2 separate regions of the Homo sapiens genome follow, and region 2 is linked to region 1. The links are chromatin loops, found by intact Hi-C in ENCODE. Cell type or tissue: heart right ventricle. All regions are shown on one strand. Each heading gives the region's core, and the rest is flanking DNA. Links, peaks and the distances in the headings are about the cores only. Region 1 overlaps VWA3A (von Willebrand factor A domain containing 3A). Region 2 holds the start of SDR42E2 (short chain dehydrogenase/reductase family 42E, member 2).

What was found. Peaks named below come from ENCODE experiments on the same cell type or tissue, not always from the same donor. Only the 100,000 strongest peaks of a DNase experiment are listed, where the experiment ranks them.
Region 2: it touches region 1 in a loop (9-fold over the local background); 13 of 110 quality-filtered maps call a loop at or near these places.

What each region holds. Positions count from the first base shown.
Region 1 is chr16:22,092,643-22,108,656 of GRCh38, forward strand. It overlaps VWA3A (von Willebrand factor A domain containing 3A), which reads left to right. Exons shown (of 34, transcript NM_173615.5): 1 at 1-9; 2 at 4,217-4,303; 3 at 4,930-5,053; 4 at 7,552-7,676; 5 at 7,774-7,851; 6 at 10,833-10,887. It also overlaps a transcript of MOSMO not described here. Among named protein-coding and RNA genes, the nearest start is that of VWA3A, 8.1 kb to the left of the region's middle. In heart right ventricle, for the core only: a CTCF peak has its summit at 6,538 (motif pointing left); no DNase peak of the experiment used is centred there; H3K27me3 peaks cover 686 bases.
Region 2 is chr16:22,157,655-22,173,668 of GRCh38, forward strand. SDR42E2 (short chain dehydrogenase/reductase family 42E, member 2) reads left to right here and starts at 4,852. Exons shown (of 13, transcript NM_001394319.2): 1 at 4,852-4,910; 2 at 7,893-7,983; 3 at 8,596-8,780; 4 at 9,250-9,345; 5 at 11,791-11,848; 6 at 13,179-13,297; 7 at 14,602-14,677. The coding sequence starts at 7,929. In heart right ventricle, for the core only: no CTCF peak of the experiment used is centred there; no DNase peak of the experiment used is centred there; H3K4me3 peaks cover 622 bases; H3K27me3 peaks cover 2,316 bases.

The DNA of each region.
Region 1 (16,014 bases), core at 3,216-11,215:
GAAATACAGGTGAGGGTGAGCATCACAAGGGTTGACAGGGGTGGTGAGAGGGTGTCGGGGAGGCCAGATACTAAGCTCTGGACTGAGTGAGAAGATCGAGGGAGCTTGGGGTGTGAAGTGTCCACTCCCTACATGCCGAGCATTGGGCTAAATGCTGGGGTGCCAGTAGACAAGGAAGTCATGGAGCCGGTCTAGGAGACAGGCCATGACAACTCCATATGACCAAGTGAAGGGGCAGCGACAGGAGGACTTCCACAGGAGGAGTGGTTTCCTCCCTGGGGACAGCAAATGGGATTCAGGAAAGACTCCTATTATTATTATTATTATTTTCACCCAATAATCAAGGTTCCCTCTCTCCCTTGGACCAAAATGCCATCTGCCATGGCCTGGTTGTTCTTTTCCTCTCCTGCAATCACCTCCCAGGGTAATTCAGCTCACCTTTGCCTAAACTCTGGACCTGCTCTGAGTGCATTTATTCAACAAATGTTTTTTGAGCAGCTACTGTGTTCTAAACTCTATTTTATGCAAAAATGTCCTAGCTGTGAACATTACTAAGTCCCGGCCCAAATGGATCTACTTCTAGTATGTTTATGTAGGAGGGGTGCGCGGGGGTTCAGACAGTAAATAACTAAATATATAGAAAATTTAAAACAAGTAGATAAGCAAATATATAGAATGTATTTACTGTTAAGTAAATAAGTGAATATATATAGTGAAACATGCTGTGGGGAAAGACAAAGCCAGGTGGAGGAGGTGCTGTTTGAGTTAAGGTACTCACAGAAGACCTCTCTAATAAGATTTCATTTGAGCAAAGGCCTGAGGGAAAGGGCTGCGTCCTGTTCATGTCTATCTCCCCAGCACCCGTTCTCTCTGGCACGCAGTGAGTGCTCTATAAATGTTCATGAAACACATGATTGTTTTTGTGTCATATGCTGAAGTGCTTGAAGATGCAGCCCATATTTTATGGTATTCTACATTTGTATAGTACTTCATATTTCACAAAGCAGTTCTACTTTCTCAATTTCATTTGATCCTCTTGATAACAGCATTGAAGTAGGCAGGTCAGTTACTGTTATCCCCATTCCATTCTAAAGATGAAGAAACCAAAGGTTCAGCACTTTTTTGTTTGTTCGTTTGTTTGAGACAGAGTCTCACTCCAACACCCAGGCTGGAGTGCAGCGATGCGATCACAGCTCACCGCAGCCTCAAACTCCTGGGCTCAAGTGACCTGCCCACCCCATCCTCCCTAGTAGCTGGGACTACAGGTGCGCACTGCCATGCCCAGCTAATTTTTGTATTTTTTTTTTTTTTATATAGAGACGGGGTCTCGTTATGTTGGCTAGGCTACTCTCAAACTCCTGGCTCAAGCAATCTCCCTGCCTCAGCCTCCCAATGTGCTGGGATTGCAGGCATGAGCCATTGCACCCGGCCCCGTGCTTTTTCTGGAGCACTATTTTGTTTTGTTTATTTTATGCAGTTCAACCCCTTCTCCATCAGCCTGCACCAGTCACCCCAGAATCTAGCCATGCAGTCCTCTGAATTCATTAAGAGCTGTTAATCACTGGCTGGAAAGAGGGAAGTGAGACACTATGGGGCGGCCAGTGTTCATGAGGCATTTCTATTTCAACAGTCTCTGCCATTAGAGTCTCCCAGGAAAGCTTGCTGAAGTAAAGCCAGTTTTTTTTTTTTTTTTAAAGCATTGCCACATTATCCTGGTGCTTCCCAGAAAACAAAGCATCCTCTGAATAAAAGATTAAAGACTTGAAAGAGAAAAGCAAGTTGCCAAACCATTATTAGGCTGTTTAATTTAATGATTTCACAAGAACACACACTCTAAGTTGCAACTTTATTCAGAGTCTCTCACTTGCTGTGTCTTAGCTGGTATTTTTTTGGTTGCAAATAACAGAAAGCTAAAGGAGCTAGCTGAAGCAAAAAAAAAAGGTAGAGAATTCTAAGAAACAGGGTATCTCATGGAACCCAAGAACAGAAAGGTCTCACACGTGCCTGGGATATATAATTAGAAATTCAAGAACCAAGGCAGGTTGGGCGTGGTGGCTCAACACCTGTAATCCCAGCACTTTGGGAGGCCAAGGCAAGTGGATCACCTGAGGTCAAGAGTTTGAGACCGGCCTGGCCAACATGGTGAAACCCCGTCTCTACAAAAAATACAAAAATTAGCTGGGCATGGTGGTGGGCGCCTCTTAATCCCAGCTATGTGGGAGGCTAAGGCAGGAGAATCACTTGAACCTGGGAGGTGGAGATTGCAGTGAGCCAAGATCATGCCACTGCACTCCAGCCTGGGTGACAAGAGCAAGACTCCGTCTCAAAAAAAAAAAAAAAAAACCAAGGGAGTCTTTCAACCTCCTGCCCCTTCACCTTCCCTTCTCAAAATATTTATCGAGTGTCTGCCAGTCCCTGCTCTTACATAACTTACAGTGTAAGGGGACAGACACACAAATTTTAAAAAATCCCTCTAATGAATGTATCGTTCCAAATTAAGATACCTGCCCTAAAAGAGCATGGTTCTATGAAAGTCTGTATAAAACAAAGGAAACTGAAATATAATGGGATGCTGGAGATTTCCTGAAGGAAGTGATATTCAAGCTGAAATGTCAAGATGATTAGGGTAGGGGAGAAGAAGAACGTTCCAGAGCAAAGACAGCAGCACATGAAAAGTCCCTGTGGTTAAAGGAACTATAGAGAATTCCAGAAACTGGAAAGGGAGGCCCTTGTGGAACACAGAGGAGAGCAGTGGTGAAGTGGGAAATCTAGAGGGGTAGGTGGGAGCAGCCAGACCTTGAGAGTCCTCAGATGCCATCTGAAGGATCTCAGTCTTCATCCTAGAAATAGAGAAGGCTTTGATCAGTTTTAAGCAGGAGGGAGAAAAGGGGGTGTAACATTGGATTTGGGTGTGGATTTTTGTTTATTTTTTAGAAACAGAATCTCCCTCTATTGCCCAGGATTGAGTGCAGTGGCATGATCATAGCTCACTGCAGCCTTGAACTCCTGGGCTCAAGCGATCCTCCTGCCTCAGCCTCCCAAGTAGATGGGACTACAGGCACATACCACCACACCTGGCTAATTTATCTTTATTATGTTTATAGAGATGGGGTCTCGCTGGTTTGCCAAGGCTGGTCTTGAACTCCTGGCCTCAAGTGACCTCCTGCCTCAGCCTGCCTCCCAAAGTGCTGGGATTATAGGTGTGAGCTACCATGCCTGGCCCCTTGATTACTTTCTATTATCCTTTTAGTTCTTTCCACACTTTCCACAATTTGTAATTATTTTATTTAGTTTTTTAATATCAGTCTCCCCCTCTAGAATATAAGCGCTGGGAGGACAAGGACAAAGTCTATCTTAGTGGTTTACAACTAGGGACAATTCTGCTGTCCATGAGACATTAAGCAATGTCTAGAGACATTTCTGGTTGTCACATTGGGAAAAAGTGAGGAGGGATGCTACTGATATCTAATAGGTAGAGGCCAGGATGCTGCTAAACATCCTGCAATGCATAGGACGGCCCCCACAGCAAAGAATGATCCGGTCCAAGAGTCAAAGTGTTGAAGTTGAGAAAGCTTTATCTTGTTCACCATTGTATCCTCAGCACCAAGCACAATGCCTGATACCTGGCAGGTGTTCAATAAGTATTTACTGAATGAATTAATTAAAGAAGAGTTGGCTGAGCACAGTGGCTCACTCTTATAATCCCATGACTTAGGGAGGCTGAGGAGGATCTCTTGAGGCCAGGAGTTCGAGGCTGCCATAAGTTATGTTAGCACCACATTACTTCAGCTTTGGTGACAGAGCAAGACCTTGTCAATAAAATTTTAAAAATGGCCGGGCGTGGTGACTCACATCTCTAATCCCAGCCTAGGTGGGAGGATCACTTGAGCCCTAGAGTTCGAGACCATCCAAAGCAACATAGTGAGACCCCGTCTCTACAGTAAACAGAAAGATTAGCTGGGCATAGTGGCTTGTGCCTGTAGTCCCAGCTACTTGGGAGATTGAGGTGGGAGGATTGCTTGAGCCTGGGAGGTCAAGGCTACAGTGAGCCATGATTGGGCCACTGTACTCCAGCCTGGGCAACTAAGTGAGACCCTATCTCAAAAAAAAATTAAACATGTAGAAAAAGAAGCATTGTGCTGAATATAGATACCCCCCAAAACTATTGTCTGTATGCCACATTTATCCTGTTTTCTGGTATTCTTTTCTTCTTTAGGAAAATAAGCATTGGGTGTTTTGCAATGGCTACACAAACTAGTCATGTCTTCCATGGTCAAGAAAATATGTTTCTGGAAAACCATTGGTAAGCATAGTTCTCTGATTTTTTTTTTTTTTTTTTTTGAGGCAGATTCTCGCACTGTCTCCCAGGCTGGAGTGCAGTGGCACAATCTAGGCTCACTGCAAGCTCTGCCCTCCGGGTTCATGCCATTCCCCTGCCTCAGCCTCCCGAGTAGCTGGGACTACAGGTGCCCACCATCATACCCAGCTGATTTTGTGTATTTTTAGTAGAGACAGGGTTTCACCGTGTTAACCAGGATGGTCTCGATCCCCTGACCTCATGATCCGCCCGTCTCGGCCTCCCAAAGTGCTGGGATTACAAGCGTGAGCCACCGTGCCTGGGCTAGTTCTCTGATTTTGCAAACGAAAACAGCAACAGCATTTTGCTCATGGGAGCTGAGGGTGAGACTGGGTAAATGGTCATTGAATCTTCTTATAGCCACCTGAGGGCTTTAGTTATCTAAATAATAAAATATCTCATGGAACTGGAGTCCACATTTTATCAGGACTCTGCAGGAATCCTTCTCAGTTACTGCACAGAAAAATGTTTCTAGAATCCTTGTAGGGACTAGGGCAAAGAGAGGAGGCACTGGGGGTATCAAACCTATGCCCAGTGCTGGGGCATTGATCAAATTACTTTATGTTTTGTAGCATTAGGAGAAACACTGGCAGAGATTCAAAGAAGCCACTAAAGCAGAAGAATATGAATGGACTTGGGCAAAATTCGGACAATGGATTATTGGTTACACATGTTAACCAGACACAGGACTTACTGGTAAAGACCATGGCACTTTAACTGGGTCGTGATACTACAAATCATTCAGAGAATGCACAGTGTGTTAAATTCTGGGGATTTCTTCCTTCTCATAGGATTCTAGGACTGAAAAAGGAGTAATTAAGCATTTATCTCTAATCCTCTGCCTTCAGAAATGACTGAAGAATCTCTATACTGTTTATATAGAAATTGTTTAGCCTATTTGGCCATGTCACTAAATATTCAGGAGCATGTGAAGACTCTGATCATGTTATCAAGGCCTGAAGTCTTAAGCATTTGATTCTAAAATTCCCCTTCCTGAGATTTGCTTTGCTTTTGAGATTCCCTGAAATCGAGATTCAGAAATCCATTTCAGGAAGTGCTGTTGGACAAATGGGGTATGATAGGAGAATAAACCTCTGACCAGACTACGATTTTAGGCTGACCTTCAATGTGCCTTCCCAAGAGGGTGAGTGGATTGTCTAGAACTCAGAATTCATTCTACCAGGGACACAGTGGCAATCAGTGGTTGCCATGTTCAAGCAAGGCTAGTGCACAACCATGTACCTAACCCACACTAGAGTTTAAATATGATACCTTTGAAATGATAGTCAAAAACAATACAGGTATAATGCTGGCAATTAAACAATCAGAAAAATACTCATGATTTACTTAGGTTCTGGCACTTACAGGAAAGCAAGCTTAATTAAAGGAGACGAGGAAAGGTTGATAGAGTTTTGAGATTCTGAAGAAGTCTTGTAATGGGTTCAGATGTTGATGACATGCATCTTTCCTCTAATTTTATATGAAAATGCATGACTTCCCAGGTGTAGACAGGATCATTCTTATATTTATCAGCCACAGCTGGGGCCTCCTTTGCCTTGCAGATGAACCTGAAGGAAAGAGGGAAAGGATTGCTCCAACACGAAGATCTTACCATTCTCTATGCAAATGAACTAGTAGAGTTACATAATTAGCATGGCCTAAAGTCAAAATCCATAATGTGTTTAATAGTGTATCTTCAAGTATGAATAATACAAAATCTGTGTCCTAAAACATGACATCATTTGAAAAGCAACACAGATGGAAGAAAGGTGAATTATTAAGTCCACCATGCTCACCAGGCACGGTCGTTCACATCTGTAATCTCAGCACTTTGGGAGGCCTAGATGAGAGGATCGCTTGAGTCCCGAAGTTTGAGGCCAGCCTGGGCAACATGGTGAAACCCTGTTTCCACAAAAAAAAAAAAAAAAAAAAAAAAAAATACACAAATTAGTGAGGTGTGGTGGCACGTGCCTATAGTCCCAGCTAATTGGGAGGTCTAGGAAGGAGGATCACTTGAGCCTGGGAAGCTGAGGCTGCAGTAAGCTGAGATTGTGGCACTGCACTCCAGCATGGGCAATAAAATGAGACCCTGTCTCAAAAGAAAAAAAAAAAAGTACCATGCTCGGTGTTTCCAACCAGGGGGAGGGTTGAGTCTGAAAGGTGAGAAGAGTGACATCTAGTGTCCATGTGATAGAGAGCTGTATTTCCCTAGATATGCGACAGGGACCTATGATTTTAGGTGCCTTTCAAGGGCAGGACATTTGTTAGCACAGAATCACATAATGAGAAAGTAATCTTGCCCGTCAGTCCTCTCACTCCTTCATGGAGGTGGTCACAGTTTGGTGCTAGTTTAGAGGGACAACATAGTGCCATGGTTAGAAGCATGACTTGAGCTTTACAGCCTGGGTTTGAATTCCACATCTGCCACTTTCTAGCTGGATGACCTTGGACTGATTACCTAAATTATCTGTACCTCAGTTCCCTGGTCAGCAAGATGGGGTTATCATAATGGAACCCACTTTGTAAAATTAAATGAGTTAACGTACGGAAAGTGCTTAACATGTAATAAGTGCTATCTAAGTATTTGCAGTAATTATGAGAGTGTTTTTCACACTTCTTCAACACTTGCTAATTTCCCTTTGAGACAGACAGCCCAGCAGGCCTCAGGCACAGAACTTAAGTCAAGGTCGCTTGAGCCCAGAACTTCGAAGCTGCAGTGAGCTATGATCACACCGCTGCACTCCAGCCTGGGTGACAGAGTGAGGCCCTGTCTCTAACACGGACAAACCAGGGGGCTGGGTACAGCAGCCCATGCCTGTAATCCCAGCACTTTGGGAGGCCAAGGCTGGTGGATCACTTGAGGTCAGGAGTTTGAGACCAGCCTGGCCAAAATGCCAAAACCCTGTCTCTACTAAAAATACAAAAATTAGCCAAGCGTGGTGGTGCATGCCTGTAATCCCAGCTACTCGGGAGGCAGAGGCAGGAGAATCACTTGAACCTGGGAGGCAGAGGTTGCAGTGAGCCAAGATCATTCCACTGCACTCTAGCCTTGGTGACAAGAGCGAAACTCCGTCTCAAAAAAAAAAAAAGATAGGGTCAGTCTGAGTTGGCGCCCGTTGGGTATCTGTGTGAAGGGAACCTCTTCCTTCCCTCTCTTTCCACTTCACGGTTTGACTCTGGCTTTTGTCTTGCAGAGGCTGCAGGGGAGTGAGACCCAGTCTTCAGATTGGGAGGACTCTGAAGACTGGCTTTCGGCTCACAGTTTAAAATGTCAGAAACTCACCTTGGCTGACCTGATAAGCCAGGGCACAGAAGTGCTGTAAGTCTGAAGCTGTTCCCCGCACCCCCCACAGCTGCAGTGACACATGCAACCCCCTGGGCCCGAGAGATCCCCTCATAAGGCTTTGCTTCTTCAGGGAGGAGGGCACCAATGTCGTGCAGAAAATATGTTTCTCCACCCAGATCATCCGCCATTTTGAGTCAAAGCTTTCTGAGTAAGTATGTTTCTCACTGTCCTCCCAACACCACAGAACTCAAGAATTATGTCATTTCAGTCCGGGCATGGTGGCTTATACCTGTAATCCCAGTACTTTGGGAGGCCGAGGCAGGTGGATCACTTGAGGTCAAGAGTTTGAAACCAGGCTGGCCAACATGGTGAAATCCTGTCTCTACTAAAAATATTTTTTTAAAAAATTAGCCAGTCCTGGTGGTGCATGCCTGTATCCCAGCTACCCTGTAGTCTGAGGCAGGAGAATCGCTTGAACTCGGGAGGTGGAGGTTCCAGTGAGCTAAGAACACACCATTGCACTCCAGCCTGGGCAACAAGAGCATAACTCTGTCTCAAAAAAAAAAAAAAGAAAGGAAAAAGAAAAAGAAAGAATTATGTCATTTCAGTAGCCTGGAAGTAACTTTGTTCAAACAGCAATCTCTGTGGGACCTTGGGCAATAGAGTGGGACCCTGTCTCAAAAAAAAAAAAAAAAAAAAGGAAAAACTACCACTCAGGGAGATGAGCATGTCTCTTCCCACTTCTAGCCCCAATTTCCCCTTTTCTCAAATAGAAAGGTTGGACCAGATCAGTGTCTCTCAGCCTTTTCAAATCCATAGTCTAGGGCCAGGCATGGTGGTCCATGCCTATAATCCTAGCGCTTTGAGAGACCAAGGTGGGAGGATCACTTGAGCCCAGAAGTTCGAGGCTGCAGTGAGCTATGATCACACCACTGCACTCTAGCCTGGGCAACAAAATAAGACCCTATCTCTAAAAAAATATAAAATGAAATCCATAGTCCCTTGGATGACACAGCTTCATCTGGTGTTTAATGGTTAAGAGTAATGACTTTCAATGTCAAATTGATTGCGTTCATAACTTTGCAAATATATGCCAAAAACATGCATGCATCCCCACTCCTAAACCAGATTTTGATAGCACATGTGTATTAGTCCATTTTCATGCTGCTGATAAAGACATACCCGAGACTGGGCAATTTACAGAAGAAAGAGGTTTAATGGACTCACAGTTCCACATGGCTGGGGAGGCCTCACATTCATGGCAGAAGATGAAGGAAGAGCAAAGGGACATCTTACAAGGCAGCCAGGAAAGAGAGAATGAGAATCAAGAGAAAGGGGTTTCCCCTTATAAAACCATCACTCTCAAGCCAGTTAACCAAAAGTCAATTGCTGAATGGCCATTCATGGAATGACCAGTTGCTCAAATTTCTCAAAACCATTTAACTGTAGAATTTATAGTAACTTTTATTAGGTTGGAAGCTTAAACAGGTTTTAAAGAATTCTGCAATGTCTTGGTTTATCAGTTTTAATTGTGAATCCAGTATTTTAAGGAATGTTCAAGTCTATTTAGCTAACTGGTCATTTGGCAAATTGATTTTCAGAGGACTGGCTTTCAGTAAATTGACTTTTAGCAAATTGACTTGGATAGAATCCTGTTGTTACCTTCATGTTGGAGATGGTGAAACTGGGGCTCAGAAAGGTTACCACACCTGTCCAAGGTCACACAGCTAGTAGATGGCAGAGCTGTATCTCAAACACAAACATATTTTATTATAAAGCTCATCTTCAGCTGGGCACAAGTGGCTCACACCTGTAATCACTTTGGGAGGTCAAGGCAGGAGGATCGCTTGAGTTCAGGAGTTCAAGACCAGCCTGGGAAAAATGATGAAACCCCAACTCTACAAAAAATATAAAAATTAGCCAGGTGTGGTGGTGTGCATCTATAGTTCCAGCTACTTAAAGGCTGAGGTGAGAGGATCACCTGAGCCAAGGGAGGTTGAAGCTGCAGTGAGCCATGATCGTACCACTGCACTCCAGCCTGGGCAACAGAGTGAGACCCTGTCTCAAATAAAAAGAAGAAGAAGATAAAAATAAAGCTCATCTTCTTAGCTCTATTCATAACTCATGTATCCCTTATGACTCTATCTACCACCCACTGCCCCATGATCTCATTTCCAAAGACCTTTTTTGTCCCTCTCTAGGCCCCCAAATCTCACCTGCCCCCAGTAAGAACAAGTCAATTAAATTAAAGTGACCTAGTCCTTACCTTGTGCATATGATATATGCTAGTCTTCAACCAGTCATTGCAAGCCAGGCATGCAATAAGGCAAGTTCAAGAAGGTCCCCCAGCTACTTTTCAGAAACTAGGTTTTTTGTTAATCAATCCAGTAGAAACGATTGCTTAACTGCCTCTGTTGTGCCTTTATGATCAGTTTCCAGGAGACTAGGAACAATTCCTTCTGAGAAGACACAGATTTGAGCAAGTGCAAGGGTGGTCTTCCAACTTTCTCGTAAGAACACCCTCCCCCACCCTCCACAGACCTGCCCTCACCGGGCAGAGTGAGCACAGAGTGAGTGAGCTATGTGGAGAAAGGAGACGAGGTTACATGAGCAGGTTGAAGTCTGGGAGGGCCTGATTCCACCCCTTGATCCACCAAACCGTTGTCATTTATCCTGTGCACTGTGTCACCAATAGAGCAGCACCTATACACTCGATCCCTTTCACAATCTCCTTATACCTAGTGCCCTGGCAAACAAGTATCTTCAGTTTTGTCTTTCCTCGATTGTGCCCAGGCTTGAGTGCAGTGGAACAATCATAACTCCATGCAGCCTTGAACTCCTGGGCTCAAGTGATCCTCCCACCTCAGCCTCCTGAGTAGCTGGGACTACAGGCATGCACCACCATACCCAGCAAATTTTTTTATTTTTTGTAGAGACAGGGTTTCACTAGGTTGCTTAAGCTGGTCTTGAACTCCTGGCCTCAAGTGATCCTCCCACGTCAGGCTCCTGAGTAGCCACGACTACAGGCGTGCACTACAGTGCACCTAAAAGGTTCACCACCTTCTTCCAAGAACCTATGCACATTAAAAAAAAAAACAATTATTCATACCTGCCTTTTGTGTATGTAAGTGGCTGTTGCTCAGTGATGACGCTGGCCTTGGGTGATGAGTCTTTCTGATGTCTTGACAGCACTATTGAAGTCTATCAAGAGAGAATTCAGTGGCTCACAGAAAACAGCAAGAAGGTAACGGGCATAGATTTCATTCTTTGCCCCCTTTCACTCATTCCATTTGTATTTGTTAGAACCCTTTCAGTTGCAAATGTAGACCTCCAATATAAATTGCTTAAGCTAAAAAAAGGCATTTACTAACCTAAGTAAATGAAAACCCCAGCCACAGCTGGATCCAGGTGCTCAGATGATGTCACCTCTATGCCTGTGGGCTCTGCTTTCCTGAGTTGGTTTTATTCTCAGGACATCTCTCTTCAGGCATAGGAAGGTGGTGATCAGCAGCTCCAGTAAAAAGGAACTTCACTTCCTGTTCCCTGCACAACTTCCAAATCCTGGGACTGACTCTCATTGACCAATTTACACCAATCATCATAGCCAAGGAGATGAAATATACTATCACTATTTGACTAGGCCTGGAACTAGTGCTGACTTCTGGGGCAAAAATAAAATAAAATAAAAGACAGGGGGGAAGGGGAAAGAGACTGGATTAGCCCCCCAGCCCTCATGGACTGAAAAAGAGAGACAGATGGTTGCATGTGGAAGGCCAGAGCACTGTTACCAGAAGGGGGAATGGGTGCTGGGCAGGTGAGAATGCAGATGTGCACTGGGCATTTGACTTTAGACCCGCAATGAGATTTAGAAGACTAAGGCTGATCATCTGGATATCACTTTTCTTAAAAGTTTGATTAAGGGCTGGGCATGGTGGCTCAGGCCTGTAATCCCAGCACATTGAGAGGCCTAGGTAGGTGGATCACCTGAGGTTGGGAGTTCAAGAGCAGCCTGGCCAACATGGTGAAACCTCATCTCTACTAAAAATACAAAAAATTACCTGGGCGTGGTCGTGCAAGCCTGCAATCCCAGCTATGCAGGAGGCTGAGGCAGGAAAATCGCTTGAACTCAGGAGGTGGAGTTTGCAGTGAGCCGAGATCACGCCATTGCACTCTAGCCTGGGAGACACAGTGAGACTCCCTCTCAAAACAAACAAACGAAAAGAAAACCCACAAAAGTTTGATTAAGGGCTAGGCATAGTGGTGCACACCTGTAGTCCCAGCTACTTGAGAGGCTGAGGCAGAAGGATTTCTTGAGCCCAGGAGCCTCAAGGCTGCAGTGAGCTATGATTTTGCCACTGCACTCCAGCCTGGGCAACAGAGCAAGACTTGTCTTTTAAAAAAAAAAAATTTTTTTTAATTAAATGTTTTTCTCAGAACCCAAGGGTAGAAGAGTGACCATGGGCAAATGAACACTTTGATTTGCTTTCTTGTTTGTTTTAGCTTAATTGCCATCAACTGGCACTTTTCTGGCTTCCCGTTTGCTTCCACCTTAGGCACAATCTTCAGCTCTTGCCTTAAACCCTGGGAAAAGCAGATGCTAAAAGTCATGCTCCCTACTCCCAGTCCCCACCTCTACCCAGATGCAGATGCTAAAAGTCATGCTCCCTACTCCCAATCCCCACCTCTACCCAAGACTAGTGGGTAACAACATAGTGCTAAGCCTGCCTGTCCCGCCAATTCCAGGCTGTGGTCTTCACCTCAGATCCAGAACCTCCTTCACTTGCTTGGACGAGTTGAGTCAACAGATGCTTGTCTGCAGCTATAGCTGGACCCCTCTGGTTGCCCATGGTAACAGGCAGAGAGACCCCACGGGAATGAAATCCTCCCATACTCCATAGGCATCCACGTAGGGCATGCTGCTCTCACCCCCCGACCTCCACTACCCCATCCTCGCACCTTTGTCAAAGTGGGCGGGGATTGATAGCCCCTTCATCCTGCCACCCCTTTCTGACGGAGCTACAGAGAAACCATGGAAGAGCCCAGGGAAACGATCACCTGTAAATCAGCTTACCAGGTCCCTGGGTGTTGAGGCAGGCAGCCTGAGGTGATGGCCAGATAATCGCTGGTCCCTGTTCCTGTTCTGCTCTGTCACTAAGGCCCTAGAAAGTGGCCTCGCTTCTCTGGATCTGTGTCTGCAGAGGATAAAAGGAGAAGTTATAAACTAGTGGCATGCAGGCCAAATCTGGCCCACAGCCATTCTGTTTAGGCTCCCTAATTTTAACTATTTTTCAAATTAGTTGCCAAGATTTTTTAAATCCTGGTATTTCACTTTTATGTCTGCTATCAGACTTCTCTTGAAAAATGAGAATATCTGGTATTACCAGGCTCCAATTGCCTCTTATGTACTTGTCCAGTTATTTCTATGGAATAAATGTCTAGAACTTCAATGGCTAGGTTTAGGGAATGAATGTTTTCAATTCCAAAAGCTGTAAAGCCCTCATGGCAGCTTGTTTTTAATTTAAAAAAATAGAACTGGCTCTAGATTTCAACTTCTTGCCTCCAGATTGGCAATACCCTAGAATATTTGGGTCATGAATTCAACAAACATGTATTGAGTGATTATTGTATATCAGGCACTGTTCTAGGATTGAGACTACCAACATGACCAGTACTTGCTGAAGGAATGGTTCGCTGTCGGGGGAAAAAACATGACCAATACTAAGGTCCTGCCTTCATGGAGCTTACGTGCTGTAAAAAGAAACAAAGCTGAGTAAGGGAACAGAGGGTGGAACAGGACTATTTAAATGGAATGGTTGAGGCCGGGCGTGGTGGTGCACACCTGTAATCCCAGCACTTTGGGAGGCCGAGGCAGATGGATCACTTGAGGTCAGTAGTTTGAGACCAGCCTGGCCAAAATGCTGAAACCCCGTCTCTACTAAAAACACAAAAATTAGCCAGGCGTGGTGATGGGCGCCTGTAATCCCAGCTACTAGAGAGGCTGAAGCAGAAGAATTGCTTGAACCCAGGAGGCAGAGGTTGCAGTGAGCCGAGATCGTGCCACTGCACTCCAGTCTGGGAGACAGAGTGAGACTCCCTCTCAAAAATAAAATAAAAAATAAATAAATGGAATGGTTGAAGATACTCACTCTGAAGAGGAGGCATTTGAACAGGCACCTAAAGAAAGTGTGGGGGTAAGCCCTACCAATATCTTGGGGAGAATGTTCCAAGCAGAGGAGACAGCAAGTCCAAAAGTCTTGAGGCAGGAACGAGCTTGGTATGTTCCAGAAGCAGCACATGGGCCAGTGCAGCAAGCACAGAGTGAGCTATGTGGAGAAAGGAGATGAGCTTAGATGAGCAGGTTGAAGTCCGGGAGGGCCTGATTCCAAAGCTGAGGGCTTTAATAAAGCAGGGGAGTGACCTGATCCAACAAGTTTCAAAAGAATCACGCTGGCTGCTGCATAACTTGACTGCACAGGGGGTAAAAGTGGAAACAGGACAACCGCTCTGGGCGAGAACGATGGAGGCTTGGACTCAAGCTCTAGGGTCGACAGAATGAGATATGGTAGATTCAATGCATGGCTGGAAGGTAGGACCAGCAGAACTTGCTGATGGATTGGATAGGTCTGGGGCCAGAGTGCCTGGGCCAGTGTTGAATGGCATTTACTAAGATGGGGAAGGCTGAGGGAGAAACAGTCTTGAAGAAAACTGAGAGGTCTTGTTTTGGACATGTGAGGCCTGAGGGACTTAGCAGACATCCAGACAGAGAAGCGGAGCAGGATGTTGGGTGCACAGGTCTGAAGTTCCAAGAGAAATCTGTTTGAAGATGGACCTCAGATAATCATTTAGCATTCAGATGGTATTCAAAGTCATGACACTCAGATCACTTAGAGAGTGATCAAAGAACAGTGGTTCTCCACCAGGGGTGATTTTGCCCCACGGGAACATTTAGCAATGTCTGGAGACATTTTAGGTTGTCATTGCTGAAGGAGAGGGGTTGTTACCTACATCTAGTTTATCAGCAGCCAGGGATGCTGCTCACCATCCTGAAATGCACAGGACAGCTCCCTACAACAGATAATTATCCAGCCCAAATGTCAATAGTGCCAAATGCCAATAGTGCCAAATGTCAATAGTGCCAAAGTTGGCAAACCCTGGGGTAGATAAAGAAGAGAGTGGCCAGGCACGATGGCTCATGGCTGCAATCTCAGCACTTTGGGAGGCTGAGGCTGAAGGATCTCTTGAGGCCAGGAGTTCAAGACCAGCCTGGGCAATGCAGTAAGACCCTATCTCTACAAAAAATTTTAAAAAAAAATAGCCAGGTGTGGTGGCACACACCTATAGTCCCAGCTACTTAGGAGATTGAGGCAGGAGGATCACTTGAGCCCAGGAGTTCCAGGCTGCAGTGAGCTATGATTGTGCCACTGTGCACATGGAAGCTCTTGTTAAAATAAAGACTCTAATTAGGTAAGCCTGGAGTGGGACCTGAGACTCTGCATTTCTAACAAGCTGGGGGATGGTGATGCTGTCAGCCCATGACCCACACCTTCAGAAGCAAGTTCCTAGGGCACGCCAGTATTGTGACTTTGGAACAAGGAGGAGGGGCTCTCTAGGAAAGGAAATTAAGAAAATATGGCCAGTGAAGAGAGGGGAAAGTGGGAGAATATAGTGTCCTGGAAGACATGTGTACTAAGTGTTTTAATTTGTTAAATTCTTGACACAGTCAAACTGTGCTATATGCTACTCAGAGTTCGGGAAAGTCAAGAATTTGGATTTAACCCTTGGGCTTGGCAAGACAAAGGTCATTGATCACCTTGACATGTGTGGTTTCAGAGGAATAGGAAGGTGAGAACCTAACTTGAATGGGTCCCCGGGAGGTAAGGATGTGTGGCTAAGATGGAGAGCAGAAAAATTAAACAGCAGGAGGAAGAGGTAGCATACTGAGAGATCTATATCTTTTTTAAGATGGGCAATATTATAACCTGTTTGTATGGTGATGGAAATTGTACAATCAATAGGAATGGATGATCCAGGAGAAGGGATGATTACAGAAGCAGAGTTCCTATTTAGCAAGAGAAGATCCAGTAATGCAAGTCAAATGTTAGCCTAGACCATTGCTGGTTGGCCTTAGATGCATTTTAACTGGAAAAAGGTGAAGTATGTAGGGCTATGGGCTGGTAGGTCAGTAGACTCTGCATGGAAAGATTTTTTTTAATTCTCTCCAATTTGTTTTTGTTTTCTCAGCAAAATTGGAGGCAAAATCACTTGCTGGGAGAGTACAGAAAGGGAGTGCTGGAGGTGTGAGAGGAGATGTAAAATACTCTCTGAGAGCAGAAGAGTGAATTCAACAGGAAAATTAGATATCCAGTAAAGT
Region 2 (16,014 bases), core at 3,694-11,693, 65 kb after region 1:
GAAGTGTAAATTAAAACCACAGTGAGATGCCACTACACTCCCACTAGAATGGCTAAAATAAAAAAGACTGGGGTTGGGCACAGTGGCTCATGCCTCTAATCCCAACACTTTGCGAGGCTGAGATGGGAGGATTGCTTGATGCCAGGGGTTCAACACCAGCCTGGGCAACATAGCAAGACCCCATGTCTCCAAAAATTTAAAAGAAATTAGCCAGGCATGGTGGCCCAATGCATGTAGTTTTAGCTGCTCAGGAGGCTGAGGCATGAGGATCAGTTGAGCCCAGGAGTTTGAGACTACAGTTAGCTATGATTGTGCCATTGCACTCCAGCGTGGGCAACAGAGTAAGACCCTGTCTCTTAAAAACAAACAAACAAAAAGACAAGATGGCCAGGCATGGTGGCTCACACCTGTAATCCCAGCACTTTGGGAGGCCAAGGTGGGCGGATCACATGAAGTCAGAAGTTTGAGACCAGCATGGCCAACATAGTGAAACCCCGTCTCTACTAAAAACAACAAAAATTAGCTGGGCATGGTGGTGCACACCTGTAATTCCAGCTACTCAGGAGGCTGAGGCATGAGAATCGCTTGAACCCAGGAGGTGGAGATTGCAATGAGCTGAGACTGGGCCATTGCACTCCAGCCTGGGCAACAGAATGAGACCCTGTCTCTAAAAACAGAACAAAAAAAGAACTACAATATCAAGATGTGGAACAGTTGGAACACTCATATTCCAATTAGGGTAGGGGTTGGGGTAGGGACGTATAATTTGACTCAATAACTTTGGAAGACTATTTGGCAATTTCTACTAAAGTAAAACATATGCCTACTCTATGATCTAGTAATTCCACTCCAAGGGTAATGAGTGCATATGTTAGACAAAAGACATATAAGAATTTTTCCAGCAGCCTTATTCATTAGAGCTCAAAATTGGAAACTACCCAATGTCCATCAGTGGCAGAATGTGCAAATAAAATCTGATACATTTTACAGTGAAATATTATGCATCAATTTAAAAAGAATGAACGGCTCATGTGGTGGCTCACACCTGAAATCCCAGCACTTTGGGAGACCAAGGCAGGTAGATGGCTTGAGCCCAGGAGTTTGAGACTAGCCTAGGTAACATGGTGAGAACCCATCTTTACAAAAAAATACAAAAATTAGCCAGGCTTGGAGGCATATGCCTGTAGTGCCAGCTACTCAGGAGGCTGAGGTGCAAGGATCACCTGAGCCCAGGAGAGGTTGAGGCTGCAGTGAGCCTTGATCATGCCACTATACTCCAGCCTTGGCAATAGAGTGAGACCCTGCCTGCACCCCCAAAAAAGAATGATCTATACAGCTATATTCAACAAGATGCATCAGTCTCATAATATTGGGCAAAAGAAACCAGACACAAAGGAGTACATACTGTATAAAGTCATTTATATGAAGTTCAAGAACCAGCCAAACTCCTTATTGGTGATTGAAGTCAAAATACTAGTTACCCTGTGGGATGGGGGACACAAAGGGGACATCTGGTGTGATGAAAATATTCTATATATTGATAAAGGTAGGAGTTACATTGAGCTATACATAAGTAAAAATTCATCAAGTTGTTTAAAAACACTCAGTTGTGGCCAGGTGCGGTGGTTCACGCCTGTAATCCCAGCACTTAGGGAGACCAAGGCAGGCAGATGGCTCAAGGCCAGGAGTTCGAGACCAGCCTGGCCAACATGGAGAAACCCTGTCTCTACCAAAAATACAAAAATTAGCCAGGCATGGTGGTGGACGCCTGTAGTCCCAGCTACTCGGAGGCTGAGGCAGGAGAATCGCTTGAACCCGGGAGGTGGAGGTTGCAGTGAGCTGAGATCGTGCCACTGCACTCCAGCCTGGCAACAGAGACTCTGTCTCAAAAAAAACGAAACTCACTTGCTAAGGCTTGATGAGACCCTGCTTTGGCCAGGCTCTGTGCTGGGCCCAGGAAGGCAGTGGTGACCACAACCCCTGCCATGGTAAATCTCAGTCTGGTCCATCTTGCACAGCTGCCATTTTGGGTCACGTCTGTAAATACAGAGAAAAGGGCCTGTGGTGGTTGTATTCATTTGCTAGAGCTGTCATAACAAAGTACCACAAATTGAGTGGATGAAACAACAGAAATGTATTCTCTTATTGTTCTGGAAGCTGGAAATTCAAGATTAAGATGCCCTCAGGGCCATGCTCCCTCTGAAGACACTGGGAAGGATCCGTTCCAGACTTCTCTCCTCCATTCTGGTAGTTCCTTGGCTTTGGGCAGCATAACTACAGCCTTCACATGAAGCTCTGCCTATGTGCATGTCTCTGTTCAAATTTCCCCTCTTTATAAGAACACCAATCATACTGGAGTAGGGGCCCACCCTACTCCACTATGACCTTAACTCATTACATCTGCAGTGACTTTATTTGGAGAGTTAGGGTTAAGTACATGGGATTGGGACTTCCACATATGAATTTTGTGAAGAACACAATTCAACCCGTCACAGATGTAAGTTATGCTTCTCTTTGCAAGACAATATCAGCAGCTGGTACTGGGGAATATGAGTTCTCTGGCCCTGTTGGTGGGAGAAGAATAGGCTGGCCTTTGTGAATGGAAGGTTGAACCAAACACATGGCTTATGAAGTGGGGAAGGACAGGACCTAGGTTCAAATCCCAACCTCCCATGTAATGAGGAGAACAGCTACCATTGTTTGCACACTGATTGAGCCAGCACCATGCTCAACATTTTGCATAGAGCATGTTAGCCATAAACCTCACAGCATGACAACTATAAAGTGCACATCATTTGCAGTTTACAGATGAGGAAACTGAGCCTCGTAGCTGCTCAAAGACACACAGCAAGAAAGTGGCAAAGCCAAGATTTAAATCCAGGACTGACCCTATGGCTTTTCCCCACCACATTTGGAGCCCCTTTTCTGAACCTGTTTCCCTGTCTCTAAAATTGAGCTAAAACAGAGTTGTGAGGATTAAACAAGATCTCTTACCATCTGGCTCATAGAACATGCAGACTAAGATTTTGTTTTTCTCTTCCCCACACCTATGCCCACAGAGGGTGTTGTATGGGTGGAGGCTTTTTCAGTTGCCCTTTTCAGAGCAAAGTGACCAGCCCTTCCTGCTCTCAGCCCCTGTGGCTCCATTACAGCAGTTGTGAGCTCTTGGGCACATGCCTGACCCTCCAATACTGCCACTTGAACATGAGTTTTCTTTTACTGAGACAGGATCTCACTCCATTGCCTGAGCTCTCCAGCATGAGACTGCAGTGGCACAATCACAGCCCACCATAGCCTCCACCTCCCAGGCTCAGGTGATCCTCCTGCCTCAGCCTCCCAAGTAGCTGGGACTACAGGCACATGCCACCATGCCCGGCTAATTTTTTTTTGTAATTTTTTGTAGAGATGGGCTCTCACTATGTTGTCCAGGCTGGTCTTAAATGCCTAGGCTCAAGTGATCTGCCCACCCCAGCCTCCCAAAGTGCTGGGATTACAGGCATGAGCCACCACACCCAGCTGAACATGAGTTTTCAAAGGATGATATGATCCAGCACTGAAGAAGCACCCATCAAAATAGAATGATGTGATTGATGCATAAATCAACAGAGATAAGTGGAAGATTGCAAGACAGGGAGAGTAGATAGATGGGTAGAAGCAAGGAAAGAAAGATATATGTAATGAATTAGATGGGTGGAAGGTTGGATGGATGGAAATTTGGATGGATAGGTGGAAGGATAGATGATGGAAGGTTGGATGGACAGGTTTAAGAATGGATGGATGACAGGTTGTATGGATAGGTTGAAATACAGATGGATGGAAAGGACAGGTTGAAATAAAGATGGATGGAAAGCTGGATGGACAGGTAGAAGTACAGATGGATGGAAGGTTGGATGGATAAGCAGAAGGATGGTCAGGGAGAAGATTGGATGGATAAGTGGAAGGATGGATGATGGAAGGTTAGATGGATAGGTGGAAGGCTGGATGGATAGGTGGAAGGCTGGATGGATGGAAGGTTGGATGGATAGGTGGAAGGATGGATGGATGGAAGGTTGGATGGATAGGTGGAAGGATGGATGGATGGAAGGATGGATGGATAGGTGGAAGGATGGATGATGGAAGAACTTTTTTGGTTTTTTGTTTTTGTTTAAATATTTGCAAATCATTTATCTGATGAAGGATTTGTATCCAGAATATACAAAGAACTCTTAAAAGTCAACAAATAACTCAACTGAAAATGAGCAAAGGATTTGAACAGACACTTCTCCAAAGAAAACACATTAATGTGCCAATGAGCACATGAAAACATGTTCAGCAGCATTAGCTATCAGGAAATTCAAATGAAACCACAATGAGACACCACTTCACACCCAGTAGAATAGTTAAAATTTTAAACATAGATATAATAATAAGTGTTGGTAAGGATGCGGAAGTATTGGAACCCTATACACTGCTGGTAGGATTGTAAAATGGTACAGCTACTTTAGAAAACAGTTTGGCGGTTCTTCTCTAAACACAGAGTAATCATATGACCCAGCAATTCTGCTCCTACATATAGATGAAACCCTTTTTCTTGGGGTTCTAGGACGACTTGGCCTGCAGGACAGAGCCCGGCACGCAGGGCCTTTGCGTCTTTTCCCACAAGAAGCGTGGACCATTTCGCCCATCCCAGCCCTACTGGCTTCAGTTTCCCCTCTATGAGAGCCCGCGGGTCTCCACCTGAGAGAATGCAGGTGCTCCCGCGCCGGGAGTGGGCGGGCAGAAGAGCGGGCGGGGGGCGGTCCGGATGCCTCGTCCCGCCCCGCCCCGCCCCTTTCTGCCCTCCTCGGGAGAAGGAGGTGGCCCGGTGGCCCTGGCGGCGCGGAGACTGGCGCAGCGCGGGGAGCACGCAGCGCCGCGGGAGCCCGGGCCAGGTGAGCGAAGCCCGGACGCGGGCCAGGGAGGGACGCAGGTGCTGGAGGGACAGGGAGGGTGAGGGAGCCAAGAGGGGAGGGGACCCCCACCCTGGAGCTGCCCGCGAGCCCAGCGCTCTCAGGGTCAGTCCCTGATGCTCCCCACCCTTTTGCCAGTTCCTTCCACCAAACCCGCTTTTGGGGTCCCCATCGACCTGGATTCCGGCGGAGACACTGTCTGTGACTCCATCAAAGTTTCCTCATGTTCTCTGGGCCTCAGTTTCCACCTCTGGGTAATGGGAACCATAGCCTGTACTTCACTGAACTTCCAAAAGAATGAGTGAAGCCATGTCCAGGGTGGGTCTGGCGCGCGACCATAGCACAGCCAGATCCCGAACACGCCCCAGAGATTTTGTTCACCCAGCAGCATTTGCTGGCCGCCTGCTTTGCGCCAGGCACTGTTCTAGGTGCTGGGACACTCCAGGGAATGAAATCCTCCTGGAGCTTTGCAATCTAGCCTCGCAAGGCATTCTGGCGTCTGTTTTCTCATGACCACCCTGTGAGGAGCCAGAGCAGCCAGAAATATTTGGGTCCATTCGCGGTTGTGGGTACTAAGGTACAGTGAGGTTTTAAGGCCCTTACCCAAGGGCACACCCCAATAAGTGAGTATCCAAGGCTGAGTCCAGCCTTTGCCACAAAAGGCATCCTCTTAGGGTAGAAAGTCAGCTCTGGTCCCATAGACCCTTCCCCAGAACAGAGTCCTCTGGGCCTGAGTACAGGAGGAGGGCTCGCTGTGGGGCTGCATCCTCTCCTCTCCCTCTCGGGGATTTAGGCCCCTGCTCATGATGGTTTGCAGTCTCTCTCATTAAATCCATGAGTGGGCTGGGCGCAGTGGCTCACGCCTGTAATCCCAGCACTTTGGGAGGCTGAGGGTGGCAGATCACTTGAGACCAGGAGTTTGAGACCAGCCTGGCCAAAATGGTGAAACCCCCGTCTCTACTAAAAATACAAAAATTAACCAGGTGTGGTGGCGCGTGCCTGTAGTCCCAGCTACTCGGGAGGCTGAGGGAGGAGAATTGCTTGAACAAGGCAGGCGGAGGTTGCAGTGAGCCAAGATCACACCACTGCACTCCAGCCTGAGCAACAGAGTGAGACTCCTTCTCTAAATAAATAAATAAAGCCATGAGTGTTCGTGCTTATACGGGGCAGGACTGTATTCCTCACCCAGACATTTGGTGAGCAGGGCAGTAACAGAGGAAATTAAAAATACAGCCCCTCTAGCTGCCAGAGTCCCTGCCCTGTGACCACCACCAGCAAAAAAACATGGGGCTCATCAGTCCAGTCACTCAACAAATACCCGTTCTTTCATGCAGCCAGTATATGCCATGCAGGGCAGAGATGCACCTATCTGTATATGTAGGGCCTGGCGCACAGAGGTCCCTAGCACATGGTTGCTGTTGTTACGGTTAATGATCACCTAGCCCTGGTCATCCAGCCTCATCCTCAGGTGGAGAGGGAGGTCGGGAGGGGGGTGGGGGGATGGACGATGGTGACAGTGACTGACAGCCTGGCTTGCCCTGAGTCTAGACTGAGGGCTGGGCACAGTGGCTAACGCCTGTAATCTCAACACTTTGGGAGGCCAAGGCAGGAGAATTGCTTGAGTTCCAGGAGTTCACTACTAGCCTGGGCAACAGAGTGAGACTCTGTCTCAAAAATTAAAAAAAGATCTAGGGAGCTGGATGCGGTGGCTCACACCTGTAATCCCAGCACTTTGGGAGGCTGAGGTGGGAGGATCACTTGAGGTCAGGAGTTCAAGACCAGCCTGGCCAACATGGTGAAACCCCATCTCTACTAAAAATGCAAAAATTCACCAGGCATGGTAGCATGCACCTGTATTCCCAGCTGCTTGTGGGGCTAAGATGGAAGGATCGCTTGAGCACAGAAGTTTGAAGCTGCAGTGAGCTATGATTGTGCCACTGCACTCCAGCCTGGGCGACAGAGAAAAGAAAGTAGTCTGAGGCTGCAAAGAACAGGATCCTCAGTGCTGTCCCCCTAGGCCCATAGACCAGACCCTAAAGCCTGCAGAGGGATTGGGCAGAACGTGTGGTACCAGCCACCCACACTACTGTCGGACCTTGGAGGACCAGAGGCGTCAGGCATCAGGGTGGAGACAGGCACAGCACTTGGAGTCATGTGCAAGTTTCCAGGGTGCAGAGTCCTTTTGGATCCATGTGGATTCTCCTCCTCCTCCTCTTTCTCTTCCTCCTCTTCCAGAAGGCTCTCCCAATCTCCCCAGTCAGAAAGCAGCCACCTCCCAGTCTGGTGAGGTTCCCGCTGGATGATTTGCCCTGTCTTCCTTTGGTACTCCATGGAAACTGGAATTTTAAGGAACTGGTAGATAAGTCAGGAATGCTTAATGTCAACCTCAGTTACACAGCGTGACTTTGGGCCTCAATTTTCTTAGCTCTAAAATCCAAGTCTTGGCTGCCTTGTCTCTGACTCTGTGCAGAGGACAGCAGCCACACTGGAGTTTTTTGTTTGTTTGTTTGTTTGTTTGTTTTTGAGACTGAGTCTCATTCTATTGCCCAGACTGGGGTGCAGTGGCACCATCTCAGCTCACTGCAACCTCCGCCTTCCAGGTTCAAGCAATTCTTGTGCTTCAGTCTCCTGAGTAGCTGGGATTACAGGTGTGCCCCACTACACCCGGCTAATTTTTGTATTTTCAGTAGAGACAGGATTTCACCATGTTGGCCATGCTGATCTCCAACTCCTGGCCTCAAGTGATCCGCCCACCTCAGCCTCCCAAACTGCTGGGATTACAGACGTGAACCACCACGCCGGGCCCACACTGGAGATTCTTGAGATTCTGAAAGGGGCAGGTTCCCTGGGAACTCAGAGAATTTCTAATTTCCACCTGGAGTTCCCCTCAGTCCTAGAGGTCTAATAATTTATGTGACTTGAAACGATTCTAGAGCATTCTTTCTTCTATTTTTTTTCCCACAGGTGGTCGGTTTCTGGGTCTGCATGGCTCAGTAGAGGATGAAGTCCAACCCCCCACGCTCCTCCCTAGAGGCCTGCAAAGCTGCAGGCCAGGGTGAGAAGAGCTGCCCTGTCTGCCAGGCCTGTGGAGAGGTCTCAGGTCCAAGGTCTGGCTCAGGGTCTGAGTCAAGGCCTGCACCAAAGCCTGGTGCCATTCCAGGGCCTGGACTGGGGCCCAAAGCTATTCCAGGACCTCAGGCGGGTTCTGGTACTGTTCCGAGGCCTGGTGCTATTTCAGGGACTGGACCAGGTCTAGGGCCTGGGCCAGGAGCTGGGTCTGTACCTGGGCCAGGAGCTGGGTCCGTACCTGGTCTAGGAGCTAGGTCCGTACCTGGGCCAGGAGCTGGGTCCGTACCTGGGCCAGGAGCTGGGTCCGTACCTGGGCCAGGAGCTGGGTCTGTACCTGGACCAGGAGCTGGGTCGGGACCTGGTCTAGGAGGTGGGTTGGGACCTGGTGTAGGAGCTGGGCCAGGAGCTGGGTCTGTACCTGGGCCGGGAGCTGGATCGGTACCTGGGCCGGGAGCTGGATCGGTACCTGGGCCGGGAGCTGGATCAGTACCTGGGGCAGGAGCTGGGTCTACACCTGAGCCAGAGCTAGGGCCTGGGCTCAGACAGGGGTCTGGGACTGGGCCCAGACCCAGTGAGTCAACAACAACCCCAACACCAGCGCCGCAGCAGAAGACTCAAGCCAAACCTACAAAGGCTGCCAGGCAGAAGGTTCTAGTGACTGGAGGAGGAGGCTACCTGGGCTTCAGCCTGGGATCCCACCTAGCCAAGAGCGGCACTTCCGTCATTCTGCTTGACCGCCGCAGACCCCAGTGGGAACTGTCCCCGGAAACCAAGTTCATCCAGGTACAAGGAACAAGGGTCTTAATAGACTGGGGCAGTGGTGATGGTCAGGGGACAGTGTTTGATGTGAAACCTGTGGTGTGGAGTTTAGGGGCACACTGTTTGAAGCCAGACTGTTTGAGCTATAGCTCTGGCTCTGGTGCTACCAGCTGGGTAGCTATGGTCACAGAAAGGGGACAATAGTAACCAACACCTACTTCACAGGGTCTCATTGGGAGTTGATGAGACAGTGCACATAAACCTAGCACAGCCCCTGTCACCTACAGAGCGTGATGAATGAGCACGGGATGTTGCTCACGGTGCCCTGTAGAATCATTTAGTGAATCCTGCCCCACCAGCCTTTCCTGATGCTACAGAGGCTTGGCCTGGGCTGGGTCAGGGGGCCAGTTCTGAGACCAGGCAAGGTGCAGAGGTGTTATCTCTTGCCTTGGACTTGAACCCCCTGCCCTCATCTCTTCTTCCTCTGGTGCAGGCTGATGTCCGAGATGAAGAAGCCCTGTACCGTGCCTTCGAAGGGGTGGACTGTGTCTTCCACGTGGCTTCCTATGGAATGTCCGGGGCTGAGAAGGTGGGCTCCTCACACACAACACCTGGAGTTAGACAGAGTGGGGTTCCAGTCCTGGCTCTGCCCTCACACCCATGCATTCCCTATCATGCTTCACCTATTATAGGAGGGACTTGGGCTACTCCCACCCTGCATCCTGCATCCATGACACCAAATACCAGTTCTGCCATTTTTTTTTTTTTTTTTTTTTTTTTTTTTTTTTTTTTTGAGACTGAGTCTCACTCTGTCACCCAGGCTGGAGTGCAGTGGCACAATCTCAGCTCACTGCAACTTCCATCTCCCAGGTTCAAGTGGTTCTTCTGCCTCAGCCTCCTGAGTAGCTGGGATTACAGGTGCCACCAACACGCCCAGCTAATTTTTGTATTTTTAGTAGAAACAGGGTTTCACCATGTTGGCCAGGCTGGTCTCAAGCTCCTGACCTCAGGTGATCTGCCCGCCTTGGCCTCCCAAAGTGCTGGGATTACAGGCAGGAGCCACCGCACCCGGCCCCATTTCTGCCATTTTATAACTGTGTTATCTAGGGCAAGTTTATTTAACCTCTTTGATCCTCTTTCATCATCTGGAAAGTGAGGATATTACTATTGGTAATATCACAACCTCTTCAGAGAGCAATGTAATAGTATCCACCAAAACATATGTATACCCGTTGCCTCAGAAATTACACTCATTTGTGTATTTGCAGCATTGTTTTTAATAACAAAACACCAGAAATAACCTATCAGTTGAGGACTATTTAAATAAATTGTGTTTTACAGTCAAATTCTATGCAGCCATTCAAAAGAAAGAGGTAACTCAAAGTGTGCAGATTAAAAAAATAGTTTCCAAGGTGCAAAGCAGTGTTTGGCATTCTCCTGTTTGTTTCCAAAAAAAGCTAAAGAAACTATTTATTTCTATAGTCACACATGCTTATATGCTGATATTAATAAGAATAGATTATCTCGAGAAACACCGGAAATTTAACAGTGGCTGCCTCTGGGGAGGGAAAAGGAAGATTTGGAATCAGGAGTAGGAGGGAACCTTCTTTTTCACTATACACCCATTTTACTGTTTGAATTCTTTTTAACCTTGATCGTGTTGCCTATGAAACAAAAACAGCCACAACAAGAATAAATATAGAGCCAGGTGTGGTGGCTCACACCTGTAATCCCAGCACTTTGGGAGGCCAAGGTGGGAGGATTGCTTGAGCCCAGGAGTTCGAGACCAGCCTGGGCAACATAGTGAGACCCCTATCTCTATTTAAAAATAATAAAAGTAAATTTTATTATTTTTATTTATTTATTTATTTTTGAGACGGAGTTTCGCTCAGTCACCAAGGCTGGTGTGCAGTGATATGATCTCAGCTCACTGCAGCCTCCACCTCCCAGGCTCAAGCGATTCTTCTGCCTCAGACTCCTGAGTAGCTAAGATTACAGTTGCACGCCACCACACCTGGCTAATTTTTGTATTTTTAGTAGAGATGGGGTTTTGCCATGTTGCTCAAGCTGGTCTCAAACTCCTGACCTGAAGTGATCCGCCCACCTCGGCCTCCCAAAGTGCTGGGATTACAGGCATGAGATACCACACCTGGCCAAAAATTTTTAAAAGAATAAATATAGGCTGGAAGCAGTGGCTCATGCCTGTACCCCCAACATTTGGAGAGGCCAAGGCAGGTGGATCACCTGAGGTCAGGAGTTTGAGACCATCCTGACCAACATGATGAAACCCCATCTCTACTAAATACAAAAACATTAGCCAGGCATGGTGGTGCATGCCTGTAATCCCAGCTACTTGGGAGGCTGAGGCAGGAGAATCATTCAAACCCGGGAGGCAGAGGTTGCAGTGAGCCAAGATTGTACCACTACACTCCACCTTGGACAACAAGAGCTAAACTCGGTCTCAAAAAAATAATAATAATAAATATAGCTTAAAAATAAGCATGGAGCTCATCTCCTGGTGTGATGAGAATTAAATGAGATCATGGATCAGGAAGTTCTTGCCCTGTTCCTGGCCCACAGGAGCCCTCACAGCGGCCTAATTTTTGTTTTTCACATCCCAGCTCCCTCGTGAGGGCCCAGCCCATATTACCATGTTCACCTTACAGATAGGGAAACTGAGGCTTTGAGAGTAGGAAAATGACCCAACAGGTTCTGAGCCCATCTTCTGTGCCAGGCACTGTACCAGGTCCTCTCAAGTGTCTTATTGAGTCCCGCCCACCACCCAGGGGAGGAGGTTGGCCCTCACTTTACAAATGAGGTTGCTGAGGGACAGATGTGTGGGCAGAACCTCCTCTGGCCACCCAGGAAGATGGTGGCAGAGCCAGGCACCCACACTCCAGGTGGGCCTTCGGGATCCCTGCCTCTGAACTGAACATCCTGCTGCCCTGTCCCACCTGACCCCAAGCTCAGCCTTCCAGCCTCAGCAAGAAGGCATGGGTAGCACCATGACTTTCTCACCTGTCTTGTCTTTTAGCTGCAGAAAGAGCAGATTGAGTCTATAAATGTTGGAGGCACCAAACTAGTGATTGATGGTAGGTGCTCAGAGCCGGGTATGACCTGCTGTGCCTCTCCCCCTCTCTCCCTTCTCCTGCTGCAGGCCTGGCTCCCAGGGTGTAGGGTCAAAGGGAGGGCCTGTGGGCAGCGCATCCTTCGTGCACTGCAGACCTCCCCAGGGCCCTGCATGGGTGTGTCAGTGTGGCCTTAGCATGTCTGGGAACATGGGGACCAGAGTTACCTCTCAGGGCTTAGGGACTGGAAAAAGAAAAGTTGCCGAAGCTGGCTGGGCGTGGTGGCTCATGCCTGTAATCCCAGCACTTTGGGAGACCAACAGGGGTGGATCACCTGAGGTCAAGAGTTCGAGACCAGCCTGGCCAAAATGGTGAAACCCCACCTCTACTAAAAATACAAAAAATTAGCCAGGCGTGGTGGCGGGTGCCTGCAGTCCCACCTACCTAGGAGGCTGAGGCAGGAGAATCGCTTGAATCTGAGAGGCAGAGGTTGCAGTGAGCCGAGATCGTGCCACTGCTCTACAGCCTGGGTAACAAGAGCAAAACTCCATCTCAAAATAAATAAATAAATAAAATTTAAAAATAAATAAATAAGTCTGGGCGAGGTGGCTCACGCCTGTAATCCCAGCACTTTGGGAGGCCGAGGCAGGTGGATCACCTGAGGTCGGGAGTTCGGGGCTAGACTGACCAACACGAAGAGATCCCATCTCTACTAAAACTACAAAATTAGCGGGGCGTGGTGGCGCATGCCTGTAATCCCAGCTACTCGGGAGGCTGAGGCAGGAGAATCGCTTGAACCTGGGAGGGGGAAGTTGTGGTGAGCCGAGATCGCGCCATTGCACTCCAGCCTGGGCAACAAGAGTGAAACTCCGTCTCAATAAATAAATAAATAAATAAATAAACAAACAGATAAATAAAAAGTTACTAAAGCACCAAAATCGCAGACCCATGTGTGGGCTGCCTGGGCATGTCCTGCCTTATCCCGTATGTCTTTGATTCTAGAGTGTCTTTTTCTAAGTCTCCATCCAGTGAGACCTTCTTCTGACCTGTCTCTGGCAAGGTAGCCCAGGGGTCCAAGCCACAATGAGAAAGAATAAGGAGCAGACCTGGCTCCCAGGGGCCCACAGAGCAGGAACTTGACCTGCACCCTAAGTTAAGGGCAGGAGACTCTTCCCTCCTGAACAGCTGTAGATTCTGGGAGGGTCCTGGGGGTCCAAGTTGTGTGTTGAAAACTTGGTAGAGATCTGCATGACACCTCCTCAGCCGACTCTATGCTCACTTGTGTCCCGTGTGTGTCTGTGTCTTTGCATGTGTGTGTGTGTTTATTTGTTGCTATGTGCACCTGCTGCTGCAGTCTGTGTTCGCCGGCGGGTTCCAAGGCTCATCTATACCAGCACTGTCAATGTTGCATTTGGAGGGAAGCCCATAGAGCAGGGCGATGAGGACTCTGTGCCATATTTCCCATTGGACGAGGTACCTGTCTTCCGGGAGAGGTGGGCAGGACCCGCGGGCCCGGGACCCACAGCTCAGAGGGGAGGGATGGGTGGAAGCAGGGTTGGTTTCACAACTCAGGATACGTCCTAGCAGGAAGGGGCTCCCAAAACTGGGTGGCGTCAGCACTCTCCTGTTTCAGTTGGTCACACCTGCAGGGGCATTGAAATCAGACAGGTCTGGCCTTAGCCTCAACCTGGCCGCATTCTACCCATGTGACCCTGACCCTGAGCAAATCACTTAAGCCCTTTGAGCCTGTTTTTTTTTCTTTTCTTTTCTTTTGTTTTTTTGAGACAGAGTCTCACCCTGTCCCCAGGCTGGAGTGCAGTGGCGTGATTTTGGCTCACTGCAACCTCTGCCTCCTGGGTTCAATAGATTCTCCTGCCTCAGCCTCCCAAGTAGCTGGGATTATAGGTGCATGCCACCACAACCAGCCAATTTTTGTATTTTTAGTAGAGACAGGGTTTACCATGTTGGCCAGGATGGTCTCCATCTCTTGACCTCGTGATCTGCCAGCCTCAGCCTCCCAAAGTGCTGGGATTACAGGCGTGTTGTTTGTTTGTTTTGTTTTGTTTTGAGACAAGGTCTTGCTTTGCTCTGTCACTCAGACTGGAGTGCAGTGTCATGATCTCAGCTCACTGCAACCTCTGCCTCCCGGGTTCAAGTGATTCTCCTGCCTCAGCCTCCCCAGTAGCTGGGACTACAGTCGTGCGCCACCACGCCCAGCTAATTTTTGTATTTTTAGTGGATACAGGTTTCATTGAGTTGCCCAGGCTGGTCTCGAACTCCTGGGCTCAATCAATCCTCCCTCCTGCGGCTGTCAAAGTGCTGGAATTACAGGCATGAGCCACTGCACCCGGACAAGCCTCTGTTTCTTCAACCCAGTATGGTAACACTATCACCATGGGGTTGTGCAGAGCAGGAAATAAGATAACCGATGTGAAAATGCCATGTGAACACAAAAGAGCCATGTGTAGGTAATTCATCCAGCATGTGTCCAGCATCAGCCTTGCAAGGACAGGTGTCTGGGGCTGGCAGGAGCCTCCCTGAGTCGGCTGCCCCTGGTCATTGTTACTGCTCCGAACCCAGTGCTCCTCTGCTCCTGTGGCTCTGGAAGGAGATGCACTGTTCTCCCACCCAGGGGGAGAGGAAAGGCCATGGGGCTCAGGGCCTGGCCATATCCCAGTGGGAGTCCCCAGGGAAGGTGCAGCCCTGGGGCTGGGCAGGCATTGCCAGCAGCATTGCTGACCCTCTCTGGTGGTTCTGTTTTTCCTGGCCTCTGGCAGCACGTAGACCACTACTCCCGAACCAAAGCCATCGCCGACCAATTGACCCTCATGGCCAATGGGATGCCTCTCCCAGGTGAGTATCATGGGGCTCTGCTTGTACCAAATGCACCTGCCCACTGCTGCCTCCTCCAAAATACATGTGTGATTCATGCTAACATGTGTCTGAGGCCCACCTTCCTTCCAAAGGACGGTTTCCCAGGGCCTTGCCCATTCATCATTCAGCACATTCTGAGCACCTGCTGTGTGGCTGCACCCCACCAGGGATACAGCCCAGAAGAAGTCAGGCCCAGTGTCTGCCCTTACATAGCTCACAGCTAGGTGGGGAAGAGACTTGAGCAAACCCAAGTCTCTCTCTTTTCTCCTGCACAGGAGTTGATCCAGTTTTAGGGGCCCTCTTTAGACAAAAGAGTACCAAATTATGAGTGTGGAATGAGATATAACACTTTGGAAGGGCCTGGCAAGGGAGAGGCCCAAAAGCTCAAGCTTCAGCAACTTCCCAGTAGAGTCTACCTTGGCTGTCTTAGTTATTTATTTGTTTTAGAGATAGGGTCTTGCTCTGTTGCCCAGGCTGGAGTGCAATGGCACAATCATAGCTTACTGCAGCCTCAAACTCCTGGGCTTAAGTAATCCTCCTGCCTCAGCCTCCCAAGTGGCTGAAACTGCAGGTGTGTGCCACCATTCCAGGCTTATTTTAAATTTTTTTGTAGAGATGGGGTCTCACTATGTCATCCAGGCTGGTCTCAAACTCCTGGCCTCAAGTGATCTTCCTGCCTCGAACTCCCAAATGCTGGGATTACAGGCATGAGCCACCATGCCTGGCCTTGGCTGCCTTTTTATATTGCCTCTTCTGGTTATAGATGAGTAATAGTAGAAGGCAAATAGTCCGTATTTCTTGAGTGCACACTACATGCCAGGCCCTATTTTGCATGCTATTTTTTTCTTTCAAATACAATTATTAATCTCTTATTTTTTTTTCTTTGAGAAGGAGTATTGCTCTGTCACCCAGGCTGCAGTGAAATGGTGTGATTTTGGCTCACTGCAACCTCTGCCTCCTGGGTTCAATAGATTCTCCTGCCTCGGCCTCCCGAATAGCTGGGACTACAGGTGCATGCCACCACACCTGGCTAATTTTTGTATTTTTAGTAGAGATGGGGTTTCACCATGTTGGTCAGGCTAGTCTAGAACTGCTGACCTCAAGCGATCCACCTGCCTTGGCCTCCCAAAGTGCTGGGATTATAGGCATGGGAGTCTGTGAGCCACCACACCTGGCCCCATTCTTTATTCTACTTTTCCCTTTATTTTAATTTTATCTCATTTTTTTATGGATTCTCCTCCCACAGGTTGCTAACTTTATATGCAAAGGTCTGATTAACCCTTCACAGTACCCCTTTTAGGTAAAAACCATAGATA